Linked DNA regions of Homo sapiens: region 2 is linked to region 1. The links are chromatin loops, found by intact Hi-C in ENCODE. Cell type or tissue: endothelial cell of umbilical vein. All regions are shown on one strand. Links, peaks and the distances in the headings refer to the core of each region. The heading gives the core; the rest is flanking DNA. Region 1 holds the start of CELA3B (chymotrypsin like elastase 3B). Region 2 overlaps HSPG2 (heparan sulfate proteoglycan 2).

The links. A loop is a pair of places that touch in the nucleus more often than their neighbours do. Peaks named below come from ENCODE experiments on the same cell type or tissue, not always from the same donor. Only the 100,000 strongest peaks of a DNase experiment are listed, where the experiment ranks them.
Region 2: a loop joins it to region 1, with 3 times the contacts of the local background. A loop is called at or near these places in 6 of 110 quality-filtered maps.

The regions. Positions count from the first base shown.
Region 1 is chr1:21,971,942-21,977,309 of GRCh38, reverse strand. It overlaps CELA3B (chymotrypsin like elastase 3B), which reads right to left and starts at 288. Exons shown (of 8, transcript NM_007352.4): 1 at 228-288. The coding sequence starts at 270. In endothelial cell of umbilical vein, for the core only: no CTCF peak of the experiment used is centred there; DNase peaks (open chromatin) are centred at 2,369 and 3,979; H3K27ac peaks cover 3,310 bases.
Region 2 is chr1:21,907,734-21,913,101 of GRCh38, reverse strand. The region is part of intron 1 of HSPG2 (heparan sulfate proteoglycan 2); the gene reads left to right. It also overlaps the pseudogene RPL21P29. Among named protein-coding and RNA genes, the nearest start is that of HSPG2, 27 kb to the left of the region's middle. RefSeq lists enhancers at 1,537-2,252, 2,253-2,968, 2,965-3,034, 3,085-3,144, 3,205-3,254 and 1 more. In endothelial cell of umbilical vein, for the core only: no CTCF peak of the experiment used is centred there; DNase peaks (open chromatin) are centred at 1,901, 2,931, 3,511, 4,671 and 1 weaker place; H3K27ac peaks cover 4,929 bases.

The DNA.
Region 1 (5,368 bases), core at 239-5,238:
GACTTCCACCACAGCCCTTTGGGGTCTTTCTCCATCCACGGCTTCCCCTCCACTCTCCTGCTCCATCATAAGCTGAAAGCCCCCACAGTCATGCCCCCGGGTACAAGCTGAGACCCCCTCCTGTGGAACCAGGCATAGGGTGTCATGGGACTTAGAGCAAGTGGTAGATTTCAAGGATTCCTAATCTAGGGCAGCCCAGGGAGCACACACACAGGTTGGGGTCTTACCAACGGCCACAAGGAGGAGGGAACTGAGCAGCCGGAGCATCATGAGTTTTGCGATGATAGGAAAAGGGCACAGAACCTGGGGCTCTAATATAGGGCAGAAGGTAAGCAAAGGGGGCTGACTGGGCCCCACTCCCAGAACAGGTGGTGGAAATGCAGGTCTCCCATGGTCCAAGGCCACAGTTCTCACTCACTGCAGATGGAGGAGTGACAGCCAAAGGAAGGACCTAGCGTTCCCTCCAACAGGTGGCCGCACAGGTGGTGTGGAGTGGCCAACTGATAACAAGAGTTCAGGAAGAAAAGCTCATGTCAGGACAAGACCTCCTCTTTCGGAAAGAACAGGGGCACTGGAACCGGGCAGACCACGGTTCAATCCTGGTTCTGCCACCTCCAAGCTCTGCGACTTTGGGCGCATGGCTTAACCTCTCTGAGTCTCAGTTTTCTGCTCTCTAACATGAGATTTATATTAGTACCCACCTCCACAAAAAATTTTTTGTTGAGCACTTTTTCTCTATGTATCAGGCACTGTTCTAGGGGATACAGCTGTGAAAAATACATGGTCTCAGCCCTTCTAGAGTTTGAGTCTAGGCCAGGAGCGGTGGCTCACACCTGTGATCCCAGCGCTTTGGGAGGCCAAGGTGGGAGGATCAATTGAGGTCAGAAGTTTGAAACATGGTGAAACCTTATCTCTACTAAAACTACAAAAATTAGCAGGCGTGGTGGTGGGCACCTATAATCCCAGCACCGGTAATCCTAGCTACTGTGAGCCTGAGGGAGGAGAATCATTTGAACCCAGGAGGCAGGGAGGCAGAGGTTGCAGTGAGCCGAGATCATGCCACTGCACTCCTGCCTGGGCCACAGAGCAAGACTGTCTCAAAAACAAACAAACAAACAAACAAAACAGAAAAGAAAATGGGGCGGGCACGGTGGCTCACGCCTGTAATCCCAGCACTTTGGGAGGCTGAGGTGGGTGGATCACGAGGTCAGGAGATCGACACCATCCTGGCTAACACGGTGAAACCCCGTCTCCACTAAAAATACAAAATGTTAGCCGGGCGAGGTGGCGGGCGCCTGTAGCCCCAGCTACTCAGGAGAGTGAGGCAAGAGAATGGCGTGAACCCCAGGGGGCAGAGCCTGCAGTGAGCCAAGATGGCGCCCCTGCACTCCAGCCTGGGCGACAGCGAGACTCCGTGTCAAAAAAAAAAAAAGAAAATGAAAATGGGTGATTGGGGTAGGAATGGAGTAAGTCATTTAGATGAGGGGGACAGAGAAAGTGACATTTGGGCTGAGGAGGTCATATCTGATGGAGTCCTGAGGATAAGTAAAAGCCAGCAACGGGAATCCCTGAAAGAAACGCGTTCTGAAGGGAGGCGACAGCAGGTGCGAAGTTCTGGAGGCTGCAATGGGCTTGGCTTGTTCAAGGAAAGGGAGGCCAGTGTGACAGGAGCTTGGTAGTCAAAGTAGAGAGGGGTGGGAGATGAGGTCAAAGAGCAGGCAACCCCGAAAGTGGAATTCACAGGTGATCCAGCGGTTTCCCTCCTAGGTCTACACCGTGAGAAAACCTTAGGCATGTGCTCCAGGAGGTGTGGATGAGATTGTTTGCCGCAGCCCCTGTTCTCAAACCTCAACAGCAAAGACCTAGAAACAACTCCCACGTCCATCAAGGTTCATAGGTCAATATGTGTAGCATATTCACACAATAGATTTTTTTTTTTTATAGTGGTGCGATCTTGGCTCACTGCAACCTCCACCTCACGGGTTCAAGCGATTCTCCTGCCTCAGCCTCCCGAGTAGCTGGGATTACAGGCGCGCACCACCACGCCTGGCTAATTTTTGTATTTTTAGTAGAGATGGGGTTTCACCATGTTGGCCAGGCTAGTTTCCAACTCCTGACCTCTGGTGATCCACCCACCTCGACCTCCCAAAGTACTGGGATTACAGGCATGAGCCACTGCACCCGGCCAGACGGGGCAATTTAAATAGATCCCTCCTGGGGGAAAGTCAGGCATCTTGCTGGGCAGGTTTTGTTTTAGGAGTGAACCCCCTCCAATCACAGCCTAGCCACTCTGATAGCCTGGGTTCATGGAACGTGTGTGGACACAATGGAAGCAGCTGTGAAAATCCTTTATACTGTGATAAAAATAGCCATGCCCTCCCCTGCCCTCTGTTCCCTATGTGCCCGGACATGTTTGTTTGCTCAGCTTGAAAGCTCTGAGCCATTCCCCAGACCTTACGCCAGGGAAGAAGGAGGGAGGGGCCCAGGAGGTGGCTGGGGAGAGATAGGGTTAGGTCCGATAAGCCCAGATTCCACTGTAGAGTGTCTGAAACCCACAGGGCCTAAAACGCGATCTAATCCAACCACTTACATCTGACAGAAGGGAAAATGATGGACCGGGCGCGGTGGCTCACGCCTGTAATCCCAACACTTTGGGAGGCCGAGGAGGGTGGACCACCTGAGGTCAGGAGTTCGAGACCAGCCTGACCAACATGGAGAAACCCCGTCTCTACTAAAAACACAAAATTAGCCGGGTGTGGTGGCGCATGCCTGTAATCCCAGCTACTAGGGAGGGTGAGGCAGGAAAATCGCTTGAACCTGGGAGGCGGAGTTTGTGGTGAGCCGAGATCGTGCCATTGCACTCCAGCCTGGGCAATAAGAGCAAAACTCTGTCACAAAAAAAAAAAAGAAGAAGAAAATGATGACCCAGAGAAAAGCCAGGACTTGGTCAAGTTTCCCTGGTTTGTTACTGCTTGGCCTGGTGAAGGGTAGCCCACGGGCATGGGAGGGTCCACTCTCCCTCCCCCAACTTCAACCGAGAAGCCTTCCCGGCTTCTTACCCAGGTGACCTTGAGCAAGTCCCAGCCTCTCTGTCGGCTCTGCTGGGTCCCCAGGGAGAGGGGCTCCCTGACGCCAACTGTCCCACCACAACCCCTGCCTGATTGGTCACTTCAAGGCCTATGGACTGACACTGGCAGTTGCACGGCTGATTAACTCTCCGAGGGTTTTCTGGCCTAGGAGTAGCTTGAGTGAAATCCCTGAAGATGAACCTCCTTCCAACACCTGCCCCGCAAGAGGGAAGATGGAGGGGTTAGATCTACTTTAGGCCTCAGCCTGAAGCAAAGCAAGCCATTTCCTGAATGGAGGTGGAAGTTAGGTCGGAGAGTATGCAAAATTAGGAGGTCAGTCTGGGAAGGAGAGGGAGGGCAGGGAAGCTGGCGAGGGGACAGAGGGGAAGCTGGTGAGCCTTTTTCCTGGGACTGGGGGAGTTCCATTCTTTCTAGTTCCCACCCCATAGGAAGCTCTTCGAGGGTTAAAACTTTATCTTATTCATCTTCAGATTCCCAGTACCTAGAAGGGAGCCTGGCACATGGTAGGTTTTCAACAGCATTTATTCAAGGAGACAACAAATGAATGAAGGAAGGGAAAGGACTCTTCAAATGCCCTCCGCTTCCTACCCTGAAAGCACGGTTGAGCCTGATATTCATGCAGGGTGCACCTGGAGGGTGTCCCCTCTGTGTGGCCTGGAAAAGCGCAGCAGCATGGATGGTGTCCTGATGGGCACATTCTTGAGATATTAATAGATGTTTGATGATAAATGGCCCCAGTAGAACGGAGCCCCATGGGGCAGGGGGTTTTGTGTGCTTTGTTCACTGCTGTGGCCTCAGCTCCCAGAACATAACCCAGTGGGCACTCAGTGAAGAACTAAAGGTCAGATGGGATTGGAAAGTATGAGCTCAGACAAAGTTCAAATTGTCCTTTCCTACAGGACTTCTCAGAGCCTTTAATATGCCAGTGTTCACGGTGAATCACACACAGTGGTCCTGAGTCTGGGACTCTGGTGCCTTATTGCCCTGTAGTTTCTGTGAAAATAAGATATTCAAAATCTAAGCTGTTGGAACTTTAAAATACCTTAGACTTAAGGGAATGAGATTATGGGACCTGAGTAATGTAAACAGGAAGGCATAACTTTTGTTTGTGTTATCGATTAGCTTTTCTTTACCTACATTGTTTTATAAAATGTTGTAAATGACTAAAGGGTGACAGGGCAGACTGTTTCACTCTCAACAGTCAATCTTCATTATAGATTAACTTCCTTCTTTTCTCTCTCACACAAAGACTTCATGACTATCACATTATCTAAGATAGAATGTTAAATACACAAATTGGAAAGGAAAATAAAACAAAGTGTATGGAAAAGAAGACAAATTTTAACTAGCTATATTGTTGTAACTCATAAACCAGCCTGGTATAGAAATGTTATAGTCCTACTAAATTTCTTTGTTTTCTGCCTGTATGAGCAAGATCTTCATTTTTTTTTTTTTTTTTTTTTGAAACAAAGTCTCACTCTTGTCCCCCAGGCTGGAGTGCGATGGCAAGATCTCGGCTCGCTGCCACCTTCACCTCCCGAGTGCAAGTGATTCTCCTGCCCTCAGCCTCCTAAGTAGCTGGGATTACAGGCACCTGCCACCATGCTGGGCTAATTTTTGTATTTTTAGTAGAGGCGGGGTTTCACCATGTTGGCCAGGCTGTTCTCAAACTCCTAACCTCAGGTGATCCACCTGCCTCGGCCCCCAAAAGGGCTGGGATTACAGGCACCTGCCACCACACCAGGCTAATTTTTTTTTTTTTTTTTGAGACGGAGTTTCACTCTTGTTGCCCAGGCTGGAGTGCAATGGCGCAATCTTGGTTCATCACAAACTCCACCTCCCAGGTGCAAGCGATTCTCCTGCCTCAGCCTCCCGAGTAGCTGAGATTACAGGCATGTGCCACCATGCCCGGCTAATTTTGTACTTTTAGTAGAGATGGCATTTCTCCATGTTGGTCAGGCTGGTCTCAAACTCCCGACCTCAGGTGATCCACCCTCCTCAGCCTCCCAAAGTGCTGGGATTACAGGCGTGAGCAAGGCGCCCGGCTTTTTTCTTTTTTTGAGACGAGCCTTGCTGTTGTCACCCAGGCTGGAGTGCAATGGCACGATCTCGGTTCACTGCAACCTCTGCCTCCCAGGTTCAAGCAGTTCTCCTGCCTCAGCCTCTCAAGTAGCTGGGATTACAGGCGCCCAGCTAATTTTTGTATTTTTAGTAGAGATGGGGTTTCGCCATGTTGGCCAGGCTGGTCTTGAACTCCTGACCTTGTGATCCACCCACCT
Region 2 (5,368 bases), core at 209-5,208, 64 kb after region 1:
GCTGGGTCCTGGATCTGCCTCTGCCAATCGAGTTGCTGGGAGGCTCCTCTCTCTTCTCACGGCTGCCCAAAAGCACCATTCTTAACACTCTGTATACATAATCCAGCTTTTTTTTTTTTTTTGAGCTAGAGCCTCACTCTTTCGCCCAGGCTGGAGTGCAGTGGTGCAATCTCAGCTCACTGCAACCTCCGCCTCCCGGGTTCAAGTGATTCTCCTGCCTCAGCTCCCCAGGTAGCTGAGATTATAGGCACATGCCACCATGCTGTGCTAATTTTTATATTTTTAGTGGAGATGAGGTTTCACCGTGTTGGCCAGGCTGGTATCAAACTCCTGATCTTAAGTAATCCGCCTGCCTCGGCCTCCCAAATTGCTGGGGTTACAGACACAAGCCACTGCGCCCAGCAATAATTATTAATCCAACATTATGGGGGTATGGGAGGCACAAAAATGAGGCTCAAAGTGATAAAGTTCCCCAGCAGCCGGAAGTGTCAGAGATGGGATTGAACCCAGGCCCTCCAAGTCTGGTTGGTTCCCCATAACATGCTCACTTCCCTTCTTTGGGATTTGGTTTCCCCATCTGATAAGTGAGGGTGTTGGCTAGGTGATCCCTCCCAGCTTGGACAGTACAGGATCCAGGAATGCATTGGAACCTTTTGCAGGCAGGTTTCTCTTGTGTCTCATTCTCCCCGGGGGTCTTTGGAGAGCTCACTCACTTGGTGTGTGAGCTCTGGGGTGGATAGGACTGGGAGAGAAGGAAGAAGTGGTACTTACACCTCGTAAGTGCCTGATACTAGCACTTAGGTTGTCCTGTTGAATTCTGACGGCAGCCTTGTGAGGGGGTCATTTTTATTCCCATTTTACAGATGAAGACACAGAGGCTCAGAGAGGTCAAGTGATTTGCCCAGGGCCACACAGCTAGGAAACTGCCAGGCTAAAGTGTCCAGTCAACAGTTAACAGTGGTATGGGGTGGCATGTGCCCAACACACATTTCCTAGGATGGCTTTGACTTATTAATAAAATATGATAGATATAGTAGTCATCGCAAAAAACTATCAACGTGTCTCAGAGATTTGAATACCTCTGCATCCAAACTTCACCTCCCAGGCTGCCTCTGACACTCAGAAGTAGCCCAGAAATCCTTTATTTAGTGGTTTCTTGATTTCTGCTTTGGAAAATATGGTCAGTTGTAATTATGGGTATGTGAGAGTTCAGAGGAGAGAGAGCTGCGTGGGCTGGAGCGGGCTGGAAAGGCTTGGCACCGAACTGGGAGTGGAGCTGGGCTGGCCGGCAGCTGAGGGGGCTGAGATGGGCTGGGGTGGGCCAAGCTCACAGCCTCCAGGGACGTTTCCTGAAGGGCCTGCAGTGGGGCTGTGCACCAGGGAAATTGCAAGCCTCTTCAGGACTCCCTCCCTCCCGGCCCTGCACCTCCCCACGGGGGCCCTGGAGCAGGCCAGGCTCCAGTTAAGGCATGTTCAGCCCCAGACCTTTGCTCCGGCCTCTCCACCCAGGCTTCCCAGGGAACTGGGTAAAGGGCTGTGCTATGGGACAGCGAGGCCAGGCACCCTGAGGCTTGAGCAGTTGACAGCATGAGGACTAAGATGACCCCAGCCAGCCCGCCCACCCCCTCCACACCCCCACTCCCTGCCTGCTCTGGGGCCCTTGGCCCTGAGGCCTCAGCAGCTGTCAGCAGGGAAGGGTGACAGAGGAGGGCCAGAGGTGACTTCCCAGCCTGCCCATTCTCCCCCTGCTTGGGCCAGGCCCAGAGCTCTCCCCAGCTGTTGTCAGCAGCTGTGGAGCTTTGTTCTGGGGCCAGCTCTGGGTAGCCCCCTCCTCCCAGTACATCTTCCCACCATCCTTCACAGCTGCTGCCCTTGGGGAGGGGCTGGGGCTAGTGTGGGAGACAGAGTCACATCTTTGGTTCCTTTGATCCTACCAACGACCTGAAGAAGAGGAATTCATGCCCTTGTTTTTATGGAAGAGAAAACTGATTCAGAGAGGCCAAGCAACTTGCTTGAAGTCACACAGCTTAGTGGCTGACTTCAGGCTCCTGGCTCCCCACCCAGTGCTCTCCGACTGCCTTTCTTCAATGTGCATTTGGCGCAGGATGCCAGGGGCTTCAGGGCTCCTGGGCTTGACTCCCAGCTTGGCCATTTGCGACCTCAGGCGAGCTGCTTAACCACCTGGACTGGAACTCCCGTTTTCTTGCTTGTGAAATAAGATAATGGTACCGACCTCTTGGGACTGTTGAGCAAATTAAATCAGATAATTAACATCAGGTACTTAGCATAAGGCTTGATGTGTTCTTTGTGCTCAAGCTGAGAGCTGGCAACGTTACCATCGAGGGTATTAACCACCTGTGTGCCTGGCATTCTGGGTGGTTCTATGGAGGCTACAGACACATTCTTTAAATATTTGTATCAGTCAGTAAATATTTATTTGGCACCTACTGTGTGCCAGGTGCTAGAAAAAGGGCAGCGACAAAACAGACCAATTCCCGTTCCTGCTTATATTCTGCTTCACAAAGTGGCTGGAGAGACACTACTCATCCTAACCATGGAAGCCTCTGGAGTGCTTTCACACACTGGGATTCACATCCATATTTTGCAGATGAGAAAACTGGGACCCAGAGAAGATCGATGGCAGAGTTGAGCCAGGACCCAGCTTTTCTGAGGGTCTCAGGCAGTGCTGCTGAGCACAGGAGGCAGCCCTGTGGGCTTCCTGGAGGAGGCATTTTGTGCTGAATCTTACAGGGCCTCAGGGCCTGGCAGGGGAGGTGGGGAACAGTACAGGATGCAGCCACCACAGTCTGGGCAGGAACAATTTCAGGAAGGTCTTACGGAGGGCAAGGCCTTTTGTTCCCCAGGGAGGAGGCCCAGTCAGAGCTTTAAATACCCCGTGCAGCCCAGAATAGCCCCCATTGTGTTGGTCTGCAGCTGGGGGACCCAGGGAGGAACCAACATCGCCATGGAGGATCCTGAGGGGGCTGATTCTGGCAGATTCTGGAGGTGGGGCGGGGAGGTCTTCAGGCACTTCCCTATATGGTGCGGTGGCATTTCTGTGGAAGGCTTTTCTAGTCTGGCTCAGGCAGGAAGGCCTGCTTTGTGGGAAGGGTGGAGCAGCAGCTCAAGTTCTGCGTGAGCAACGTGCAGCTGAGGGGGGAGCCTGGTGGGTGGGGGACTCCCAGGGACGGCTCTGTGCCTGACTGAAGGTGCCTCTTTGTGCACCAGAGGTATGTGTGCATTGGCCCACTGGGCCCTCCTGTAGGTGGGCCTAGCCCAGGCCCTTGCCAGGGCCTCTTGGCACCCTCTCCTGCTCTAGCTATTTTGGGCACTGGCTGTGTTCGGGTTTGGGGAGTGATGGGTAATCCTGCCTAGACCAAGGCTGCTGGGGTGAGGTTGGTGGGGTACTGACTGGACTGCCATTCCAGCTCCCTGAATCTTTGATCACTGTAGCCTCTGCCCCTGGCTTCAGCTTCAAAGGGTCATGGTCAGCAGACTCTGAGGGGATGCCAGCCCCACTGATGAGGCAGAGAAGGGTGCCAGACAAGCCTGTCCCTTGGGACATTCCCTGCTCTCAGTATCAGGGATAGTTGTGCTTTTTCTAAGCAACTGGTTTGTTTTTACATTGTGAGACATGGAATCTAGGGACTGGTCAGGTTTCCTTCTTCCCATTGGCTGCTGGCAAGCTCAGGGCCACATGAGTTGTCCCTTTCCTAGATCTCTGGGATTCAGCATGTGCTCTCTGTCTGCTTGCCTCACTCCAGGCTCCATCTGCCTGCCCTGCCTGAGTTTTTCTTATATTTCTTTAGTTAATATTCTCTTGGCTGTTAAGTGTGCATCTTTGTAAGCTGTCTGCAGCCTTTTTGGAACAGGGCAAGAGGGGAGGTATAAATGAATGATGAGGATGATGGTGATGATGACCCTTTGCTCAGCGGGTCTCTGCAGCCTGACTCCTTCTGGCTCTGTCCTGACATTGTTTCTGTTTTTGTTTTTTGAGATGGAGTCTCACTCTGTCGCCCAGGCTGGAGTGCAATGGCGCCATCTTGGCCCACTGCAACCTCCACCTCCCGGGTTCAAGCGATTCTCCTGCCTCAGCCTCCCAAGTAGCTGGGATTACAGGCATGTGCCACCATGCCCGGCTAATTTTTGTATTTTTTAGTAGAGACGGGGTTTCACCATGTTGGTCAGGCTGGTCTCGAACTCCTGACCACCAGTCCCAAAGTGCTGGAATTATAGGCGTGAGCCACCGCACCCAGCCTGTCCTGACTTTGTAATCCCCTCCTTTAGCCCTGTTCCTTTTGCAGGTGGGACACAGCCTAGAATTTTAGAATCCTAATGTTTTAGAGTGTCAGTGCTCTAAAATATCAAAACCAGAGGAAGCTTTGGGGTCGTTTAAGTTGATGGCTTTCAAACTCATTAAGCAGTGAGACCCTTATTTTAATCAAAATAACAAAGATAATCACAGCAAACACTTTTTTTTTTTTAACAGCCCAGAGGTCTTTTTTTTTTTTTAAATACCTATTATGCCGTGAATTCATAGAGAATAGGTTCCAGCAGCTCAGGCTCCTTCCCATTGGTTCTCACAAAGTGTGCTTTGCTGGGTGGAGCAGGCTGGCGCTTTAGTTGAACCCAGGTACCTTTCTCTTTGGCTTCTCTCTTTTTCTGATCATTCTCCTTCACGCGTTTCAGGAAGCTATCTCGGCTCTCAGAGTGCTTAATGTGCTCAATACGCACATTAATTCTCTTGGCAAGAATCTTGCCCTTAACTTGTTTGTTTACAACAATGCTAGCAGCATACTGGATAACATTGTAGACTCTTCCAGTTTTGCCATGGTAACACTTGTGGGGCGTTCCTTTTTGAACAGTACCCATTCCCTTGATGTCTACAATATCACCTTTCTTATAGATTCGCATATACGTGGCCAAAGGAACAACTCCATGTTTTCTAAAAGGCCTGGAGAACATCTATTGGGTGCCTCTCCTCTTTCCCTTTGTGTTCGTCATTTTGGCGAATTACTGGAAGATGGCGGTTCCGGCCGAAAGGCAGCAAACACTTATAGAACATTCACCATGTGCTGTGTTATCTGTAGCATTTTACATCTGTATTTAACCCTCACAACAGCCGTATGAGATAGATATTATTACTATGAATGATCGTGCCCATTTTACACATGAGGAAACGGAGGCACAGAGAGGAGAAATGACTTGCTCATGGCCTCACAGCTAACCAAGGGCTGAACCAGATATTTATGTAGGTGAGAATATAGAAAGGAAAGAGGTGGATTTGTAGCCGGGCACAGTGGCTCATGCCTGTAATCCCAGCACTTTAGGAGGCCGAGGCAGGAGGATCGCTTGAAACCAGGAGTTC